Regions from separate parts of the Homo sapiens genome. Here region 1 is linked to region 2. A link is a loop called in an ENCODE intact Hi-C map of the cell type or tissue named here. Cell type or tissue: OCI-LY7. All regions are shown on one strand. Each heading gives the region's core, and the rest is flanking DNA. Links, peaks and the distances in the headings are about the cores only.

The links. Hi-C counts contacts between places; a loop is a spot of excess contacts. Peaks named below come from ENCODE experiments on the same cell type or tissue, not always from the same donor. Only the 100,000 strongest peaks of a DNase experiment are listed, where the experiment ranks them.
Region 1: it touches region 2 in a loop (2.8-fold over the local background); 10 of 110 quality-filtered maps call a loop at or near these places.

Annotation. Positions count from the first base shown.
Region 1 is chr3:186,940,478-186,950,871 of GRCh38, reverse strand. All of the region lies in intron 1 of ST6GAL1 (ST6 beta-galactoside alpha-2,6-sialyltransferase 1), which reads right to left. Among named protein-coding and RNA genes, the nearest start is that of ST6GAL1, 15 kb to the right of the region's middle. RefSeq lists an enhancer at 8,948-9,449. In OCI-LY7, for the core only: no CTCF peak of the experiment used is centred there; DNase peaks (open chromatin) are centred at 2,951, 3,631 and 4,021; H3K4me3 peaks cover 1,920 bases; H3K27ac peaks cover 5,324 bases.
Region 2 is chr3:186,991,028-187,001,421 of GRCh38, reverse strand. All of the region lies in intron 2 of ST6GAL1 (ST6 beta-galactoside alpha-2,6-sialyltransferase 1), which reads right to left. It overlaps LOC124906314 (a long non-coding RNA gene), which reads left to right and starts at 6,470. Exons shown (of 3, transcript XR_007096208.1): 1 at 6,470-9,782. RefSeq lists enhancers at 193-312, 1,271-2,161, 2,162-3,052, 3,636-3,745, 4,506-4,985 and 2 more and silencers at 4,096-4,175, 4,807-5,101, 10,287-10,394. In OCI-LY7, for the core only: no CTCF peak of the experiment used is centred there; DNase peaks (open chromatin) are centred at 1,261, 3,751, 4,901, 7,151 and 3 weaker places; H3K4me3 peaks cover 6,941 bases; H3K27ac peaks cover 8,000 bases.

The sequences.
Region 1 (10,394 bases), core at 973-8,972, 51 kb after region 2:
GACACACAACATGCATGCAGCAAATAAAATCCTGTTTTTATCTCATCCAAATGATTCACCCAATCATATCATATCACAGAACTTTAGAGTCATTTGTGAATAACTAAAACCACAAATGTATATCCTTAACTATCAAGGTGGTCTTCTCCGGTTCTTTTTATTTGACACTGAGCACTGCATAAAGGGTCAGTGGACTTCCCAGAAATCACAGAAGTCACAGGTCACCCCTCCTCCCACCTACCTGCTGTCTGAATTTGATAACAACCGCTTTGTACCATTTTGTGAAGCCCCTCCATCCACATGACCTGGAGCCTGCACTTTAGTGAGCTCTGCCTTTGCAGTTCCTGCCTGGTAATCTGTCCCACTCCCTCTGAGGAGGCCCACTCCTGCTCCTAGCCCTAAGCCTGGAGCCCAGATACCTATGGAGAGATCACTGGGATGACAAGTGCCACCTCAACACCCTCTCCCCCAGTCAGGCCTGGCTGGATTCCTGCCCATGTAAAACCACCTGCTGGAAAATGACTGCAGACTCTATCCTGACCCAAACTGAGTAGGATCAAATGCCAGCAGAGAGGGGGAAGCCCGAGGGCTCACCTGTCCAGGGAGCCTCCACTGTTAGCTCTGCCCTCCCTTATGAGTGGATCCAATGCTGCCCCCGCCCCAACTGCCTGGCAGATTCTTCTTCATTCTTTTAAAGCCTTTGAGGATATCATCTCTTTTTCTGGCCTTCTCTGCCCCTGCCTCCAGCTCCCTCCACAGCTTGTGCAACTTGCTTTCCTTTGTGCCCCCTTCCACAGGCCTGGCTCTCCTCCTAGATGGAGAGCTCCTCCAGGGAGAGGCTGTATCTCATTTCTCTTTCTATTCACAGCCCCTAGCAAAGTGGCCCATCAGGTGGACAATAACTGAGAATAACCGTTCACATGTGCTGTGATATTGAAAATAACCACGATTTATTGGTCTCCAACCATGTGCCCAAAACTAGGTTAGGCACTACCTCTAGGACTCACACCAATGCTACAAGGCAGAAAGGATGAATATAGACTAAGACAGGAAACTGAGGACCAGAGAGGCCAAGCTGCCAAGCTTGCACACCTGAGAAGTGGCATATCTGGAATTTAAACCCAAGTCTGTCTGGCTACAAAGCATGTGGTTTTTTTTCCGAATGATAAGGTCTTTCTGAGGAAGGTGACATTGCAAACGGTAGTTAACAGGGAAGGCAGTGAGTTGCCTCCAAGCCCTCCTACTGTGAGTCACTGGATCTGGCTGGGGAGACAAGGGCAGGACTCTTCAAGTACAGAAGGATTCCCTGTGAGACGCCTTTGGTTCATCTCCTCCTGGCCAGTTTTTTCCCCTCATCCAAATTTGCAGCCCAGAATAAGATGTTCATTGTGAAAAGCAAAAAAGGAGCCGTCACAAGCCCTCTGGCAGGAATCATCTTCTGGGGATTCATTCCTCACACTGTCAGCCACCACCTCCAGCTCAGGCCCAAGGCCAGCCTCCTCCCAGAACCAGCACTGTGCAGTCCACAAAGGCAATCCCTGAGGCAGACTCTTAGGTAACTGATAACTCAGCCTGGCTGCCACGTCACAGCTCCCTAGCTGCCTTCTTCCCTCTCTCACCTGGAACAAATTCCTATGACCCTGGTTCCCAAAATAAGACAAGAAGAACAAGGTCCCAAGCTTGACTCTCCTCCAGGGCTCAGATCCATGAACCATCCCAGAGAATTTTCCCTCTTTCACCCGCCTGCTTGGCTTTTATTTCCAAGGCTAGAATTGGCAGGTAGGAAAAATGACTCTCTGGTGGAGCAGGAGGGCCCACTACAGCCTCACGGGCTTCCCACCACGGGCTACTGCAAATTCACTGCCTGCTGTCACACCTTGATCTTACCGAGAGAACACCCACTCAACTCACTGGTGGCTGGATGTGTTCTTACCTCAGTGGACAAACAGGAGCATCGCGGGAGCTGAGCTCATTCCATGAGGACTCCTAAGGGCTGGGCAGGATACTGGGCCCAGGGCTGTGCAGAGAAACCAGTCATCATCCCCACCATCCAGGATGTCAAGGTCTAACATAGCAAATTTCACATAGCATAGTGAGCATGGCACAAGAGATCGGAGGTCTTCTCTCTCCTTTGTGGGCCATGAATTTGAGGGGGCTCCTCCGGAACTGAGGCTGGCTGGAGCTGAGGCTGAGCCAAAGGTGTTGGTATAGCAGAGAGACCAGTGAGATAAGGAAGAAACGGATCTCTTCAGCGATATGGAATAGCCTGGGTCTCTCTCCAACGACCACATACACACACAGACACACACACACACACACACACACACACACACACACACACACTAGAGTTTCTGAACCCCCAAGAGCATACCAGGCCCCAGCCCACACCCTACAACCATCCTGATCCTTCCCGGAGCAAACGTCAGGTGCCTCCAGCCACACTAGCTCAGAGCAGAGGTCTGGCTGCCCGCCCAGTTTGATAAGTGTTGTCAGAAGCCCAATTTCTTTGAGGTCAGGGCCTTGCTTTGTCCTCATCGGTACTTCTGGAGAATAAAGCTGGCCACCGAAGTCCCCTGACAACCCTATCCTTCCTGGTCCCTCTTTCAGACCACTGGCGTCTACCAGACATGGCAGGGCCTGCCGGCGTGGCAGCTCCAACATTCATTCCTGTAGCTTGGCACGTCTGGAACAGCCTCCTCCACCCTCACCAAGCTGTTGACAGCCATCCCGACGCAACTCTGGCCCAGAAATTCCCCAGCAACCAGGAAGGCAGGCAAGAGCGGATTCTCACCCAGGCAGGGAGAGAGCCAGACACACTCCCTGCCTCCTCCCTCCCTCACTCTCTGCTGCCTTTCATTACAGCCTCCAGCTGGTTAACTGAGTCAGGGAAGCAGTTTCTTGCCTGTTGACCAGGTTGTTTGTGTCAACCCTGTAGGGGCTGTGTCTATGACTGTGAACATTTTCACAGACACCTGTGGGTGCTTGAACAGATGTATGCTCTCAGCAGAGCAAGGGGTGTGTCCGCAATAACAAACCCTTCTGTGTGCCTCTTTCAAACTGTCTCATCCTTAACGTCTATGATCTAATTTGAACATAAAAACTAATCTCAGGCTAGGCAGTGGCACAATTATTATCCCCTTCTATAGGCAAGGAAATTAGGGTTCTGATTAAGTAGCCTGGGGCCACACGGCTGCTGGATGGTGGAGTCTGGACCATCATGTAGGCTCTTATATTTACCTAAAAATTTACCTACAAAATTTACATCTAAACCATGTTTTATTTTATAGGTAAATGTAAATAATAATAAATACCAATCTAAACATAAACGTAAATGTATAAAATAGACTTACTTATAAAATATTTACCTATACAATTATTTTTACATTTTGTGTTTCATAAAGGTGGCTGATTCCGGTCTCTGTGCACCACAAATCATAGCACAATAGAAAAACCATGGGCATGGCTGTGCAGGCAGCACAGGGAGCTCAAATCAGTCTCACCACCATGCGCCTCTGGGCAGATAAACATCACTATTTTTTAATGCTCACCTTCTCTGTACCATTGCACTTTTCGTGTATGTGCTGCTGAAGCAAGCACAGATCTCTCACCCTTAACTTCAGTTCCCTCATGTGTACAGTAGAGATAATTGTACCTGTGCTATAGGGTTGTTGGGCAACCTAGAGATATCTACGTGTAGTATCTAGTGTGCTGTGCACACTGTATTAACAGCAGCCATGTTTTCCTTCATCCTTGCTTCTCCAACCACGAACCACCAACAAACTGCTCCCAGTAACCCCAGACATGCCAACGCCCCTTCATCCCCAGGCCTGTGTTCCTGCTGCCCCCAGGCCAGAAAGGTCCTTTCTCCCATTCTCCACCTATCAAAACTCCATCGGTCTCCTGGGTGAAACCTTTTCCATTGTCGTGTGGGCCCCAATCCCCAGCTGTCCATCTGATTGATAACGTATTTTGTTCTGCCTAGAGTGAGGTGTTTGCATAACTGACTCTCAAATCCCCCACAGTGTTCATCCATCTGTATCTCCGTTCCCACTCTTCACTCCCCAGGAACCAGTTTTTAATGGTGCCTTTCAGAATAGCTTCAGTGGTCTGATTTAAGTAAGACTAGTTCATTATTTATAAAATGTCAATCAATATGCAAAACTATATAGAGCTAAAAATCACCCAAGAGCCCTCTATCCAGGAAAAAATAAATGAATTAGTATCATTCCTCAAGTCTCTATATCTGTATATGGATAGAAGTGTGAAAGATGGAAGAAAGCATGCGTGAAAGGATAGATGGGGATTGCTTTACACAATAGCTGTTTTGGGTCAGGAGCAGTGGCTCAGACCTGTAATCCCAACACTTTCGGAGGCCGGCGGGAGGATCACTTGAACCCGGGAGATCGAGTCTACAGTGAGCAGTGACCGCGCCACTGCACTCCAGCCTAGGTGACAGAATGAGACACTGTCTCAAAAAATAATAATAATAAGTTTTTTAAAAGTAAAATAAAATAGCTAATTTTATTATTTTATTTTATAAGGAAAAGGAACACTTTTTTTTTTTGAAATGGAATCTCACTCTGTCGCCCAGGCTAGAGTGGCACGACCTCAGCTCACTGCAACCTCCGCTTCCTGGGTTCAAGCCACTCTTCTGCCTCAGCCCCACCGAGCAGCCGAGATTACAGGCGCCCGCCACCATGCCCAGTACAAAATAATTTTTGTATTTTTCGTAGAGACGGGGTTTCACCATGTTGGTTAGGCTGGGCTCGAACTCCTGACCTCAGGTGATCCACCCGCTTGGCCTCCCAAAGTGCTGGGATTACAGGCATGAGCCACCGCGCCCGGCCAGAAAAGGTACCCTTCTTTTTTTTTTTTTTTTTTTTGACGGAGTCTTGCTCTGTCACCCAAGCTGGAGTGCAGTGGCGCGATCTCGGCTCACTGCAAGCTCCGCCTCCCAGGTTCACACCATTCTCCTGCCTCAGCCTCCCAAGTAGCTGAGACTGCAGGTGCCCACCACCACGCCTGGCTAATTTTTTTGTATTTTTTTTTGGTAGAGACAGGGTTTCACTGTGTTAGCCAGGATGGTCTCGATCTCCTGATCTCGTGATCCACCCGCCTTGGCCTCCCAAAGTGCTGAGATTACAGGCATGAGCCACCGTGCCCAGCCGGAAAAGGTACACTTCTAATTAAAGTTAGCACTTAACATCTCCTCACGTCTCCCCTAACCCCCTATTTCTGGTATATTCTTTCTACTTCCTCACATTCTGTTCCTTAGTCCTCACTGCCCATCCCTGCCCCTGCTTAGCTTTGCTTCTCTATTTGAACGGATTAAGAGTTCACCAATTGACCTTCCACTATGCCTTCTAAGTATGTTTGTCGATTAATCTTTTTCTTCCTCAAGTGGGTTTCCTGAGAAGGCCTCTTCAGTGCTAGATTCCCTAAATTCTTGCAAGTGTGAGGATGTCTGCCTGACATACTTGCAAAGTAATTTGAGTGTAAAATTCTTCAGTCCCATTGCCTTTGCCCCAGAACTCTGTAAACAATTTTTTTTTTTTTTTTTTAAATAGAGACAGGGTCTTGCTCTTTCACCCAGCCCAGAGCACAGTGGCACAATCATAGCTCACTGCAGCCCCGAGCTCCTGGGCAAGGGATCCTCCCACATCAGTCTTCCAAGTAGCTAGGACTACAGGCATGCACTACCACACCCAGCTGATGATTTTCATTAGGGTCTCGCTATGTTGCCCAAGCTGGTCTCAAACTTCTGGCCTCAAGCGATCCGCAGGCTTCTGCCTCCCAAAGTGCTAGGATTTTAGGCATGAGCCACCTCACCTGGCCTCTGTAAACCTGTTCAGTCATGTCTGAGACCAACATGACTTCCCTTAAAGCAGATACTAGTTGATCCCAATATCCAGGTTTTCCTTTCAGTAGTAGAAAGCTTTCCCCAAAACTGAGTTTTAAGAAGGCATATGGCCTCTCAGCTGGAGACTTTTTCCCAGAGTTACTTACAGCCAGGTGTGTCTATCTATGTGACTAAGTCTTGGCCAATGGAATATGAGCAAAAGCGACGAGTGCCTCCGCAGACTCTCCAATTACCCTTTTGAAGGCCCACCTTTGTATGATCTTTAGATCTCTGATTTAAGTGCGTTATCTTTTTTCTCAGCATAGGCTGTGATTTTCCTCAAGCCTTCCTTCTCTGTTAGCAATTTCATTTTCAACAGATTCTGTTATGTTTCCTGGTAACTTTTTCTGTAATGACATTGTTTTTATCCCCAATGTCTTCCTTGGCTCTGTAATTACCTTTTTTATTTCATTGAGTAGTTTCATCATCTTGTCTTTGGGATCCAATTAATTAGTTTTCAATAATCTTGATTTTGCATGAATGAATTCCCCATACTGCCTCTCCTACCCGAGAGCCAACTCTAACCCAGGAATTATCTTGGAGGATGGGGAGAATAGGCAAAAGATGTCCCATTCACCATTAAGTGAGACAATAATTTTGCTCATATGTTATGCCCTCCACCTTCCCAACTCCTACTCATCCTTAAAGGGACAGCTCAAGGCCCATTACCCCACGTTCCTCCAGCCAGCTGTGATTGTTCCTGTTCCAGTCCCCAAAGTGTTTCTCCAAACTAAAGGATTCGCAGGCACTACCTGGGCTCACAAATAAACCTGGATCTTTTGAGAAACGAGATGAATCTTCTCCCTCTTCACACGTGGTTGGGCACATAAAGATTTTATTTGAAGACTTCTGGATTACTGATTGGCTGGATAAAAAGGAAGGTGAACCCTAGAACCAAGACTCAGAAAACCTGTCAACATCAGACCCACTAGTCCCAATTTAACAAAAAGTTGGGTAACACCATGAGGCAGGTTGAAAGAAGAGGATTCGGCAAGGGATGTTGTCCTTGAAACATTAAAAGAGAGGGAACAATCGTCTTAGCCAGCAAGCCAGACTTTCACAGCCTGCCTCTGCAGGCACTGAAGTGGAGGCTGAGACATGGGCTCTGGAGGCAAGCAGGCCTATGTTCAAGACCACGCAACTCAACACACTCACGGTCTGACTTTGAGCAAGTCACTGAATCTCCTTCAACCTTTGTTTCCTCGCCTATTAATCTGAGATAATAGGCCGGGCATGGTGGCTCATGCCTGTAATCCCAGCACTTTGGGAGGCTGAGGCGGGCGGATCACGAGGTCAGGAGTTTGAGACCAGCCTGACCAACATGGTGAAACCCCATGTCTACTAAAAATACAAAAATTAGCCAGGCATGGTAGTGTGTACCTGTAATCCCAGCTACTCAGGAGGCTGAGACAGGGGAATGGCTTGAACCCGGGAGGCGGAGGTTGCAGTGAGCCGAGATCGCACCACTGCACTCCAGCCTGAGCAAGAGCGAGACTCCGTCTAAAAATAAATAAATAAAATAAAATAAAAAATTGAGATAATAATAGTGTATGCAGTGTTATGAAAATTCTATTAAATAACACATGTAATGGTTCCAGCCTCAAGTCCCGCCACTTCATGCCTCATGCATTTCTCTCCAGGAATATCAACCTGCTAGTGTTTCCCTGACATATACAATGAGCCATTTCTCACCCTCAAATCTTTGCTCCTGCAGCCTTCCCCTGCCTCAAAAATGCTCATTTCCCAGAGGCTAACAGCTACTACTTTCTAAGACACAGCTTGTGTGTTGCCTCTTCCAGAAATCTTTCCCAAACTTACTGGATCTTCTTCCCATCATCTGTGCACACCCAAATCATAATATTTATCACACTATATTGTAATTAATATGTGCATATCTGCCTTCAACTAAGCTCTGGAAGCAACAGACTATGGGGATTATTTGGATCTATGTTCTAAAAATGAGCACTGCAGTCCCGGCACAGTGGCTCACACCTGTGATCCCAGCACTTTGGGAGGCCGAGGTCGGTGGATCACCTGAGGTGAGCAGTTTGAGACCAGCCTGGCCAACACGGCGAAACCTCATCTCTACTAAAAATACAAAAATTAGCTGGGCGTAGTGGTGGGCACCTGAAACTTTAGATGAGTTTCTAGCCCTTTCTGAAGCTTGGTTTTCTTATTTGCAAAATGGAGCTAATGATACCGACACAGCAGATCTTCCTGTGATGATTGGATGAGAGAACACACAACATGCCTAATCAGGGCCAGGCACACAGCAAAAGCCCAGAAGATGGTAAATTTTGCCACGTTTCCTTCACCAGACTTGGTTAAGACTTAAGTCAAAACATTCTTCTTCACTTGCAGGAAAGAAAGGGATCAGCCTTAAACACGGTGGGTGCCCTCGATTCCAGCACAGAGGACCATCGAGAGGTTGTAAAGGGTACAGCATTCCTAAAATTAAAGCTGGAAGCTCGGCACTGTACTAAGGAAAACTCCATCAACCAACAGACGGATGCAGATTTACAAAGACTGCAATGAAAAAACTTACAACCATCCTCCTGGGACATGCAGTTCTTTTCCAGGTGCCAGATTTCCTGATCATCTAAAGTGTACGTAAGGTATTTATTCCTGTGGAAATAATTTAAGAATACAAGGTCAAAGGGAGCTGAAGCCAAGGACAGAACAGGGAGAGAGTTGCCAAGATCCAAGGGAAACAAGGCTTAAGCCTCCTTTGATGGCTTCCATCTTATTCCACCTTTTCAGAGCAGGTGAAAACTACTTCACTACATTGTCTATAACTTGTCCCACCCCTTTAGTTCTAGTTTGCACCTTTCTGCTTCTTGCCCCATAGTCACAGACTCTCAAAGCTGCAGGGGGCCTAAGTGGCCATTGAGGTCAACCCCTCTGCAATGCAGAAGTCCTCTGATGGCAAACAAGTTTACTTGCAACTTTTTTTTTTTTTTTGAGACGGAGTCTTGCTCTGTCGCCTAGGATGGAGTGCAGTGGCATGATCTCGGCTCACTGCAAGCTCGGCCTCCTGGGTTCACGCCATTGTCCTGCCTCCGCCTCCCGAGTAGCTGGGACTACAGCCACCCACAACCACGCCGGGCTAATTTTTTGTATTTTTAGTAGAGACGGGGTTTCACTGTGTTAGCTAGGATGGTCTCTATCTCCTGACCTCATGATCCGCCTGCCTCGGCCTCCCAAAGTGCTGGGATTACAGGCATGAGCCACCGTGCCCAGCCTACTTGCAACTTTTGCTTGGATCACTTTATAACACGGCAGTGGCTTCCTTGTAACACAGCTTGTTCCATTGTTGGGTAGCTCCGTTAAGTCAGTTCTTCCTTATTTGTTTTCCTGCAACTCTTTCCCCTCCTCACCCCCCGCCCATCTTGCTTCTCCCGTCTGCAGCAGCCACTCAGTGTGACTGTAATGAAGTGTGATTTCTTCCGCATGAAAAGGATGCCTCTTATTTTTATCTCTTGCAGACTAGAAAGTCCTAGTTTCCACATTTATTCCACCTCCGATATGTTGTCCTAAGCCACTGTCATCCAAGTAGCCAATTTCTGGGTGTGCATCATTTTATCACTCTCTGGAGGGGACCCAGGGAAGCATAACACTCCAGGTAGGTTTGAACAACCAGACAAAGTACAATATAACTGTAACAATTCCTCCTCCAGAGCCCGAGATCAAACACTCCTTTTCTTCAGTTCTCTCTCCTCCCTCCCTACCACTTAAGTGCCAGTTCTCCCACGAGGTCCTGTTCCTGACCCTGAGACCAGAAACAAACTTGGAAGGCCCAAGGATGGTGGGAAGGGGAGGGGAACGTGATGACGCAGCTCAGTGTTTGCACTTGAAGCTGAGGACACCAAACCAGGCAGGCTATCTCCAAAAATAACCTTCCATGCAAACAGCCTCTTGGTAGCTTCCTGAGAGCCCTTCAATTCAGCTTTCCAGAGTGCAGACCCCAGTGTTTCTGTGCCCACTCTCTCACCATCCTTTCCAGAACTTGATGGACTAGGTTCATTTAACCCACTGACATTTACAACCATCTCTCCATATGTTTGAGGTCTAAAAACACTTAGAAATATATTTTTATGGGAATACATAAATGTCCATCAACAGAAGATTGGTAAGGTAAACACATTCAAAATATAGAATGCAATGCAGCTATGAAAAAAAAAAAAAAAAACACTGACATGGGAAGACCTCCAATACACACAGTAAAATGAACAAGGCAAGTTTGTAAATGGACTAGTATAATGCCAGGAATGTCCGATCTTTTGGCTTCCCTGGGCCCACACTGGAAGAATTATCTTGGGCCACACATAAAATACACTAACACTAATGATAGCTGATGAGATTAAAGAAAAAAGAAAAACACAAAAAAACGCATAATTTTTAAAGAAAGTTTACGAATTTGTGTTGGGCCGCATTCAAAGCCATCCTGGGCTACATGCGGCCCCCACGCCACGGGTTGAACAAGTTTGATTGTAAT
Region 2 (10,394 bases), core at 900-8,899:
CTTTTCAAGTATTAACAGATTTAATCCCCACTGCAATATTACAGGGAGACATTGCTGTCACCTGATTTTAGATGAAGAAATGAGGCAGAGAAAGGTAAAATAATTTGTCCAAAGTCACACATCCCTCTGATTCAATGCCTGAGACAGATCTATGTGCAGTGGAGGGTATGGAAAGTGACATGCAGGTCATCCCTTTCCTCGGGCTGTGGACATTTCAGAATGTCCAGGGTTCGGGTAGGAACACTGAGTTCTACCTCGCTTCTGTGCCACTGTGGGAAGTTGAGGCCAAACTTAGTGAAGCCACATGGCCAGCTTGAAACCTGTGGGTCTTCGGGTTTGGCTCTCACCATTCATCTGCAAAGAAAAGCTGTGTAACCCACCTTCTCCCGAGGAAGGCACCTTTCTGCCAACAATGGCCTCACCTGACACTCTGGTCAGTTACACAAGCACTGTTCTAAAAAGCATCTGGGGAAGTACGCACAAATGCATGGCCCATTTCTACTCCAGTTAAATTTAGCAAAACTTTGAGTAAATTTTCACACCCAATGCTGGTGATTAATAGCAAAACAGTTGTGCTCATGTATCACTCATGGCTGGGAAAACAGAAGTGAAACCTTACGAAAATACCTCAGAACAACCAACAATAGTTGAAAAACAGAAAAGAAACATAAATGTGTGGGTGCCTACTGTAGCATCAAATGTAATGCTGAGAAAATTTGGAACAACCTAAATATCTAGCCATAGGAACAAGCAAAATTGTGATCCAGAAGTCCATCGATTGCCTATGAAGCCATTAACAAAAGACATGCACTATAAAGATGAAAAACAATGTTTATAGAAACAAAATAAACTTTTTTTTGAGCCAGAGTCTCGATCTTGTCACCCAGGCTGGAGTGCAATGGCAAAATCTTGGCTCACTGCCACCTCGGCCTCCCGGGTTCAAGCGATTCTCCTGCCTCAGCCTCCCGAGTAGCTGGGATTACGGGCACCTCCACCAAGCCTAGCTAATTTTTTTTTTTTTTTTTTGTATTTTTAGTAGAGATGGGGTTTCACCATGTTGGCCAGGCTGGTCTCGAACTCCTAACCTCAGGTGATCCACCCACCTCAGCCTCCCAAAGTGCTGAGATTACAGACGTGAGCCACCACATCCGGCCCAAAATAAACTTTTGGTCAACACTAAAATTGTAATTCTATTAAAAGCTTGCTTTGCAAACAGACTATGATTACAAGTGACCATTGTTACAAGTGAACAGTAATGTGTCAGGAGGCAGGATACATTTTAAAAATGTATCTTGGCTGGGCACCATGACTCATGCTTATGAATCCCATCACTTTGAGAGGCCAAGGCAGGAAGAATGCTGGAGGCCAGAGGTTCAAGATCCGTCTGGCCAACATACTCTACAAAAATGTTCTTAAAATAGCTCAGTGTGATAGTGCACGCCTATAGTCCCAGCTACTCAGGAGGCTGAGACAGGAGGATCCCAAGCCCACAAGTTCAAGGCTGCAGTGAACTACAATAGCCACTCCAGCCTGGGCAACAGAGGAGGACTCTGTCTCTAAAAAAAATATAAATAAATAAAAGTGTATCTTTACTGCTGTCATAATGTTTGTGAGTAAAACAAGAAAAACAAGTTTAGCACCAAGTTTGTTGCCCCCAGAGCACGCACATGGCCCTCCTACTCCACTTACCCTCCATTAGAATATAGTAGTCTTGGCTGGACACGGTGGCTCATGACTGTAATCCCAGTGCTTTAGGAGGCCAAGACGGGAGGATCATGAGGTCAGGAGATCGAGACCATCCTGGCTAACACGGTGAAACCCCATCTCTACTAAAAATACAAAATTAGCCAGGCGCAGTGGTGCACTCCTGTAGTCCCAGCTACTCGGGAGGCTGAGGCAGGAGAATGGCCTGAACCAGGGAGGCGGAGCTTGCAGTGAGCCGAGATCGTGCCACTGCACTCCAGTCTGGGCTACGGAGTGAGACTCCGTCTCAAAAAAAAAAAAAAAAGAGATTATAGTAGTCTTCCTTCAAGGCGACAAATCCGGGCCTACTTCTTCCCCGGATGTCTTGCCTTAGCATAGGGGACAGAAACACATTTATTCAGCACCCATAATGGCCTGGCCCTGACATAGCTGAGCTGTTCCTATGCATTATCACCTTGAATGACACACACCTTCTACGAGGCGAGTGGTGTTAATGGTCCCACGGCCCTAGACAGAGGCTTACCGCCTAGTGAAAGGATTCCCTTAACTTTCGCATATGCATTTAAAAAGGAGGATTCCCTTTACTTCCCCAGGGCCAGCTGCCTCCACAAGAGCAAGTTTAACAATGGTTTGGAAATAAGATACCCCTGCATTGCCCCCGGGCCCCCTTCCTGGTCGGCTGGCAGTTGGCCACAGTGGGAAGAGGAGGGAGAGGCCAGGATCCAGTTCTGTTGCTTTCCAGCTTCGTGCCCCCCAGGCAAGTTACCTAACCTCTCTGGGCTTCATTTCCTCAACCATTAGATAGTTCTGTAATAAACTTTTCACGTGATTATTGAACTATATGAAATAATATACGTAAAATGCTTAGAACTGGGCTCCACAATGCAACAGCCACTAGCCAGATGTGGCTAGGCCAGATGAGACGTGCTGTAAGTGTAAAAATACACACTGAAGATTTCTTATGGAAAAAGGAATGTAGAAAGTATGATTCGTAATTTTATATTGATTACATGAGAAAGTAAGAGTATTTTGAATATATTGAGTTAAATAAAATACAGTTGATCCTTAAACAGCACAGTTCCATTTATATGCAGATTTTTTCAATAAAAGTTACACTAAGTGTGCCTGTCTCTCCTGCCTCCCCCTCGCCCTCCTTCTACCTCTGCCATTCCTGAAACAAACCCAATCCCTCCTCTTCCTCCTCCTCAGCCTGCTCAATGTGAAGATGATGAGGATGAAGACCTTTATGAGGATCCACTTCCACTTACTAAATAATAAATACATTTTCTCTTTCTTATGATTTTCCTAACATTCTTTTCCCTAGCTTACTTTATTACAAGAATACAGTATATAAAACACATAACATATAAAATATGTGTTCATCAGTTTTTTATGTTATCAGTAAGGCTTCTGGTTAACAGGATATTCGTATTAAGTTTAGGGACCGTCAAAAGTTATACGTGGATTTTCTTTCTTTTTCTTATTTTTCAGAGTCTACTTTCAGAAAATATACATGGACTTTCAACTGCACAGGGAGCTAGTGCCCTTAACCCCTGTGTAGTTCTATGTTGTTTAAATTAATTTCATCTGTTTCTTTTTACTTCCCGTATTTTTTAAACAATTAAATTTTATAAAAATAACAATAGAGACAGGGTGTTGCCCAGGCTGGTCTCTAACTCCTGGGCTCAAGTGATCCTCCTGCCTCAGCTTCCCAAAGTGCTGGAATTATAGGCACGAGCCACCATGCCCGGCCTCTTTTTGCTTTTTTAATGTGTCTATTACAAATCTGAAAACTACGTATGCAGCCCACACTTGTGGCTTGCTTTCTATTTCCATTAGATAGCACTGGCTGAGAACACAGTTCTGCACAATGTTAGTTCTTTATTTCTCCGTCCCCACTCACCAGTCAGCATTGTCTCAATATGGTCAGCACTGTCTAAAATCTTTTTTTTTTTTTCTTTTTGAGACAGAGTCTCACTCTGTCCTAGGCTGGAGCGCAATGATTCCGTTGCGGCTCACTGCAGCCTCGATCTCGCAGGCTCAAGTGATCCTCTCGCCTCAGCCTCCTGAGTAGCCGTGACTACTGGTGTGTGCTACCACACCTGGCTATTTTTTTTTATTTTTTGTAAAGACAGGGTCTTACTATGTTGCCCAGGCTGGGCTCAAACTCCTGGACTCAAGCAATCCTCCCACCTCAGCCTCTCAAAATGTTGGGAGGCATGAGCCACCGTGGCCAGCATAAAACCCTTAATCTTTAGGCTGGGTGAGTTCCTTCTCCTTTCCAGGCCTCAGTTTACCATCCTGAGACAGATGATGAAGAGCAGAATAGGAACTAGGCTTAGAAGACTGGGCTCCAGCCCTGATTCCACCATTACTAACTAGATGACCTTTAGCATGTCATTTCATCCCTCTGAGTGACAGTTTTGTCACTTACAAAACAGGGGGTGACACCCTGGTCATTGCATGAGATAACACGTATGACAGTGCTTGATAAATGCAAAGGACTATAGAGGTCAGGAGGAAGTAGCGTAACGTGCCCAGTGAGGAGGTTGGGCAGTCCTGCCTGCCTCCTCTGATAGTCCATGCCTCCCATATTATATTATTACTTAACTATTTTCCATGTCTCATGTCTCTAAAAACAAATCTCCCCAAGAATACATTTCTTCCTTCCCACCTGCCCGCCTCCAACACAGCCAAAGCACAGTGTACAGACAGAACCCCTCAAACCACCACACAGACCAAGTGTGCTGTGTGAGGTGGTCATGAACAAGCTCAAAGTGGAGATGGCCTTGGAAACAAACTGGCAATACAAGGTGGAAAGTGCAGGATACCAGTGTAGCAGGGACCCAAGCAGAGAGGGGCAAGAAGCGGGGGACACGTATGTAGTGGCCAACAGGAAGGACTCTAGAGTGCAGACATTTGCAAAACAGGAGAGCAGAAAGGTGTGCATGAGCCTGGAATTCTATAGCACGTCATGCAAAGAAAACATCAGGGTATGATGTACAGTGGGCCACCTATGAGATGAGCCCTGTCACCAGAGATACCTGGTTGGTAGGTCCTTCCACAGATGGAACGTCGTTGCCTTCTTGCCTTTGCTACTTCAGGTTCTCCAGCTCACCCATGATCCACTCAAGCAGGTGTGCCGTAAGTTCTTGGAGCTTAAGTACCACCTGCAGCAAATGCGTAACCCTCCGCTATTTGCACAGAGGCTTGTGAGAGAAGAAGCTCCTGTCTCACAGTATGCTGTTCCTATTTTTAGCCAGGAAACAACTCCTAACCACCTACACTCTATCTACCCCCTTCCAAGGCCACAAAGCATGAAAAGCACAAAGCTATGCCATCATGTAGGTAACAGAGCAGGCTTTTCTACATCATAACATGTTTCTTCCTAATTCCAAAATAAGATCCGGATTATTTCTAGTTAAGCTAAGCTGCAAACTCTTACTGTATCAAAAACACAATTGTCTATCTGAGTGGCCCAGGAAAAGCAAATACACAGAGTTTCTTGGGTGAAGATCTGAAGTCAAGGCTTCTACAGCTGACTAGTCCTTCAAATATTACTGCTATTCAATATACTGGTCCTTCAAATAGACTCTGTATTCAAATATTTAAAGAGAATAAAAGAATCTCAAATATCATATTTTTATTTAAAAAGACAAATGATCAGGAAGCAGGTGTTTGTGAGAGGAATGGTACATGCGATGGGAGTAAACACGCACCGATAATATGGCCACTGCACCTGTGGGCCTGTGTCTACCTATACAGAGACAGGGCAGCCACACACCTCACCCAAAGATTATATTTCAAATCAGTGTCCCCGCCCGTGGGAAGTTATTGATTAAAAGCATTTATTAAACAATCTTTTTTTTTTCTCAAGACAGAGTCTCAATCTGTCACCCAAGCTGGAGCACAGTGGCACAATCTCGGCTCACTGCAGCCTCTGCCTCCCGGGCTCAAGCTATTCTCCTGCCTCAGCCTCCCCAGTAGCTGGGATTACAGGCATAAGCCACCATACCCGGCTAATTTTTGTATGTTTAGTAGAGATGGGGTCTCGCCATGTTGGCCAGGTTGGTCTCGAACTCCTGACCTCAGGTGATCCACCCACCTCAGCCTCCCAAAGTGCTAGGATTACAGGAGTGAGCCGCCACCATGCACAGCCTGCATTTTAACAATTTCTTTATTTTTTTTTTATTTTATTATTATTTTTTTTTTGAGATGGTGTCTCACTCTGTCACCCAGGCTGGAGTGCAGTGGCGCAATCTTGGCTCACTGCAAGCTCCACCTCCCGGGTCCAAGCAATTCTCCTGCCTCAGCCTCCCAAGTAGCTGGGACCACAGGTACATGCCACCACACCCAGCTAATTTTTGATTTTTAGTAGAGTCGGGGCTTCACCATGTTGGCCAGGATGGTCTCAATCTCCTGACCTCATGATCCGCCTTCCTAGGCCTCCCAAAGTGCTGGGATTACAGGCGTGAGCCACCATGCCTGGCCCATTTTAACAATCTTAAAGGTCTTATCAATCTATTGCACTTGGATTTTATCTGGATCCTAATTTGAATACACAAACTATTTTAAAACTATACACACCCATATCTATATACATACACTCAAACACTAATATATACACATACACACATATATATATAATAATTGAGGAAAATTGAATATTGACTCCATATCTGGTATTAAGGAATACTTACTTACTTACTTATTTGAATGTGATAATAGTATCTTGTAGTTTTTATTTTTAAAGGGTCTCTTTTTTTTTTGTTTTTGAGAGGGAGTCTCACTCTGCTGCTCAGGCTGGAGTGTGCAGTGGCGTGATCTTGGCTCACTACAACCTCCGCCTCCTGGGTTCAAGCGATTCCCCTGCCTCAGCTTCCTAAGTAGCTGAGATTACAGGCGCCCACCATGCCTGGCTAAATTTTGTGTTTTTAGTAGAAACGGAGTTTCATCATGTTGGCCAGGCTGGTCTCAAACTCCTTGGCCGCCTTGGCCACCCAAAGTGCTGAGATTACAGGTGTGAGTCACTGCGCCCCGGCCTATTTTTAAAGGGTCTCTATCTTTTAAATATACATACTGAAATATCTACAGCAAAAATGAAAAAATAAACAGCTGAATTTGAAGTCAGTTAAAATAACATCTTATTTTGTATGACTATTCATGTGCAGTAAATGAAAGTTAAACAAACAAAAAGTCCCCCCACTTTGAATCACCTATGAAATACAGAATATATGGTCTGTTTATACAGCCCTGAACACTCATATAAAATTCACTCAGTGAATCTAACACAGCTGTGTTAGACTCCAGCCCTGAAAGGGATCAGGATGTGCACCAGAAGAAGTAATTGTCTTCAGTTTACTACCATGTTACACTAAAAAGACAAACATTTAAATACTGGGATCACACCTGGACCAACAAGCTGCTCACCCTACAGAGACTGAGAGAACTCGAATTCATGTCTCCCCACCTGCACTTGTGGGCTTTCAGCTGATCAAGAGGCTGTCAGAACTGTGGGCATTATTTCAATTACTCTCTCTTTCTCTCTCAATCTCTCCACTTTAAAAAAGTTGCTGAGTAGAGCTGAATCGACATATTTTTCTCCTCCAAGGTGAAGCTGTACTAGGCTTCTACTAGTTGATATTTAAGGATTGAAGACAATCTCATCCCAACACATAGAAATATGTGGAAGGCAAGGAGCCTGCCGAGTGCTTCAGGCCACAGAGACCCTCTCTGATGACGAAGTAGAGCCATGTCTACCTACATGCAGCAGCAGAGAGCCCACCATTCAATTGTTATTATGATGATGATTATTATCATTATCATCATTGTTATAAGTATCGCTTACATAACGTAATGTGCTAGGTTTTCTCTTTTATTGTAAATCTTCTGAGTAATGCTGTGGGTTGATTATTTTACAGGTGAAGAGGCTGAAGCTCAGAGGAATCAAATGATTTTCGAAAGACCACACAGCTAGAAAGTGACAAAACCAAAATTCAAATCTAGTTTCCCAGGCCCACCCTTTTCTTTTCTAGCATGCTGCTACTCCTGGTTGGAAAGAAGGGCTTTAAGGCACAGTTATTTACCTAGGCCTCTTAGTTTTCTAAAACATATAAATAAATAAATAAATAAATAAATAAATAAATAAATAAATAAATAAAACTCTGTCAAGTTATCTAACTGAGAAGCAGAGAAAAACTGCACCCCGTGATGCCAAGGGGTAGCTTCTGCAAATCTGCACCTCTGTTTAGTTTTGCTTCCAGCTTCTCTGGCCACCATTATGTCTTCCATCTCGCTAACACGCTTGAGAGAACAGGACAAGACATGCTTGACTTTTTTGTTTAGAATGAAAGACGTACAGGTGACCCTATGCCAAAAACGGGAAATCTTAACTCCATCGGGTCATTCTGGCCACTTAAGAACCAGACTGGATGTTTCTGAGAGTGAACTATCAAAGCATGTGCTCAGCCCAAGGGCCACCAAACAGGGCCCACCAGCAGTGTGCCCTCGAATTAGATTCCTTTAAGAACTTGTTATTTCAACTCCCCATGCAGGTGTTTATCGAGTACCTGCAAAGGCAGCCCCCACCCGAAGCTAAACGCACTAGGGACACAAACACTCAAGTCAGAGTTGCAGCCCACAGCTATGGCCAGGAGACAGAGGAGGGGAGTGATGGGAGGGAGCGGGGAACAGCTGTCCTCTGTCACAGGATCTAGCTGCCGTCAATCCAGGAAGAACTGCACGGGACAGGCAGTGTTAGGCAAGTTAGTAAACAGTTTGCCTCATAAACACTGACCAGCAGTGGAAAATATCTGACCTAGATAGATAGTGGACTGTGAGCACCTTAGGGGCAAGGACCACGTCTAATTTGCTTTTCTGTTCTCAAAAAAGTAGGCCTCAAATATTTGTTGTTGTTGTTTTTGAGACAGAGTCTCACTCTGTTGCCCAAGCTAGCGTACAGTGGTGAGATCTCAGCTCACTGCAACCTCTGCCTCCCAGGTTCAAGCGATTCTCCTGCCTCAGCCTCCGAGTAGCTGAGATTATGGGTGCCCGCCACCACATGCAGCTAATTTTTTTTGTATTTTTAGTAGAGACGGGGTTTCACCATGTTGGCCAGGCTGGTCTTGAACTCCTGACCTCAGATGATCCACCCGCCTTGGCCTCCCAAAGTGCTGGGATTACAGGCGGGAGCCACCGCGCCCGGCCATGTTTTATTTATTTATTTATTTATTTTTTAAGGTCATGATTGTATTAGTCCATTCTCACACTTCTGTGTGAGAACTGCCGGAGACTGGGTAATTTATAAAGGAAAGAGTTTTAATTGACTTGCAGTTCCACATGGCTTGGGAGGCCTCAGGAAACTTACAATCATGGTGCAAGGCAAAGGGGAAGCAAGGCACCTTCCTCACAAGGCAGCAGGAGGAAGTACCAAACACTTAAAATACCATCAGATCTTGTGAGAACTCACTCACTATCATGAGAACAGCATGGGGGAAACAGCCCCCATGATTCAATTCCCTCCACCTGGTCTCTCCCTTGACATATGGGGATTACAATTCAAGATGAGATTCTGGGTGGGACACAGCCAAACCATATCAATGGTCATGTACTACATTTAGAATTTTGGAAGGTATTTATGGCGGGATACTGAAACTGTTTTCACGTACCACAGCAGAGTCTGAAGGGCTCAGTTTGAAGAACTGGATTCCCAACCTCAGGATCGATTTGGCCATATGGGAGGTCAGCTGGAGATGAGGGAGACTGAAAATTGGAGATAACCCCAGAGATGACGGGCAGGTTACCCTCTGTCCTCAGATGGGAGGGGAGGTGGCTGGGGAAAGGATTCCAACTCTGAGTTCTATTGTGGGAAGGTGAGCAGAGTCAAGCTCTGTGGCTCAGTGGAACTTATTCCTGCCCACAAGCTCAACATCTCCACCTCTGCCCCCAGCAGTGGAGTTATGACAGCAAAGGAGACAAGGTGAATAGGGATCACCCCAGAGGATCAGTATGGGATGAGGCCAGCCGGTGAATCACCCACGCTCCCAAGGAACCCACGCCACAGGAACACACACCTCCAGGTGAGACTCGGAGAGGCCAGAGGAGATAAACCCTTGGGAGAGTGAGTGAAATGGCCTGTATCAGTCCATCCAGGGAGGAACCAGAGACACCCTTTGACTCAATGTGTGGAAAGAACCAGCAAGTCTGACATAAAAAGTGTATCAAATAAGAGGTCATTTAGTATCAGGAGCCAAAGCCTCCCTGATCCCCAGTGTGAGTTAGGAACCCTTCCCTGTGCTCCCACAGCACCCTGTACAGACCCCAAGACAGCGCCCCTCACAGTTTCTATGTCCGTTTCCTCTATTAGGGCATGACCTTTCAGAGAATTAGCAACCATCCTAGCCTTCTCTGAAGCCCAGGCACCTACCACACCGCTAGGCCCAGGTTAGGTCCTAAGAAATGCCTTTTGTATGCCCTGAACAAATGAATCATGAATGAGGCATCTCTGGGAGAACCACACTCCACCCAAGGGAAAATAAATACCTGGCCTGGCTGAAAAGTCAAATCACAGCAAGTCCAAAAGAAGGCAACTAGCCAGGTGCTATCTGTCTCTCCCACATCATAAAAGAAATGCTTCAGTGGAAAAATCCTGACCACATGAGAAAAAGAAAAAAGTCAGTTAGCTACCACCA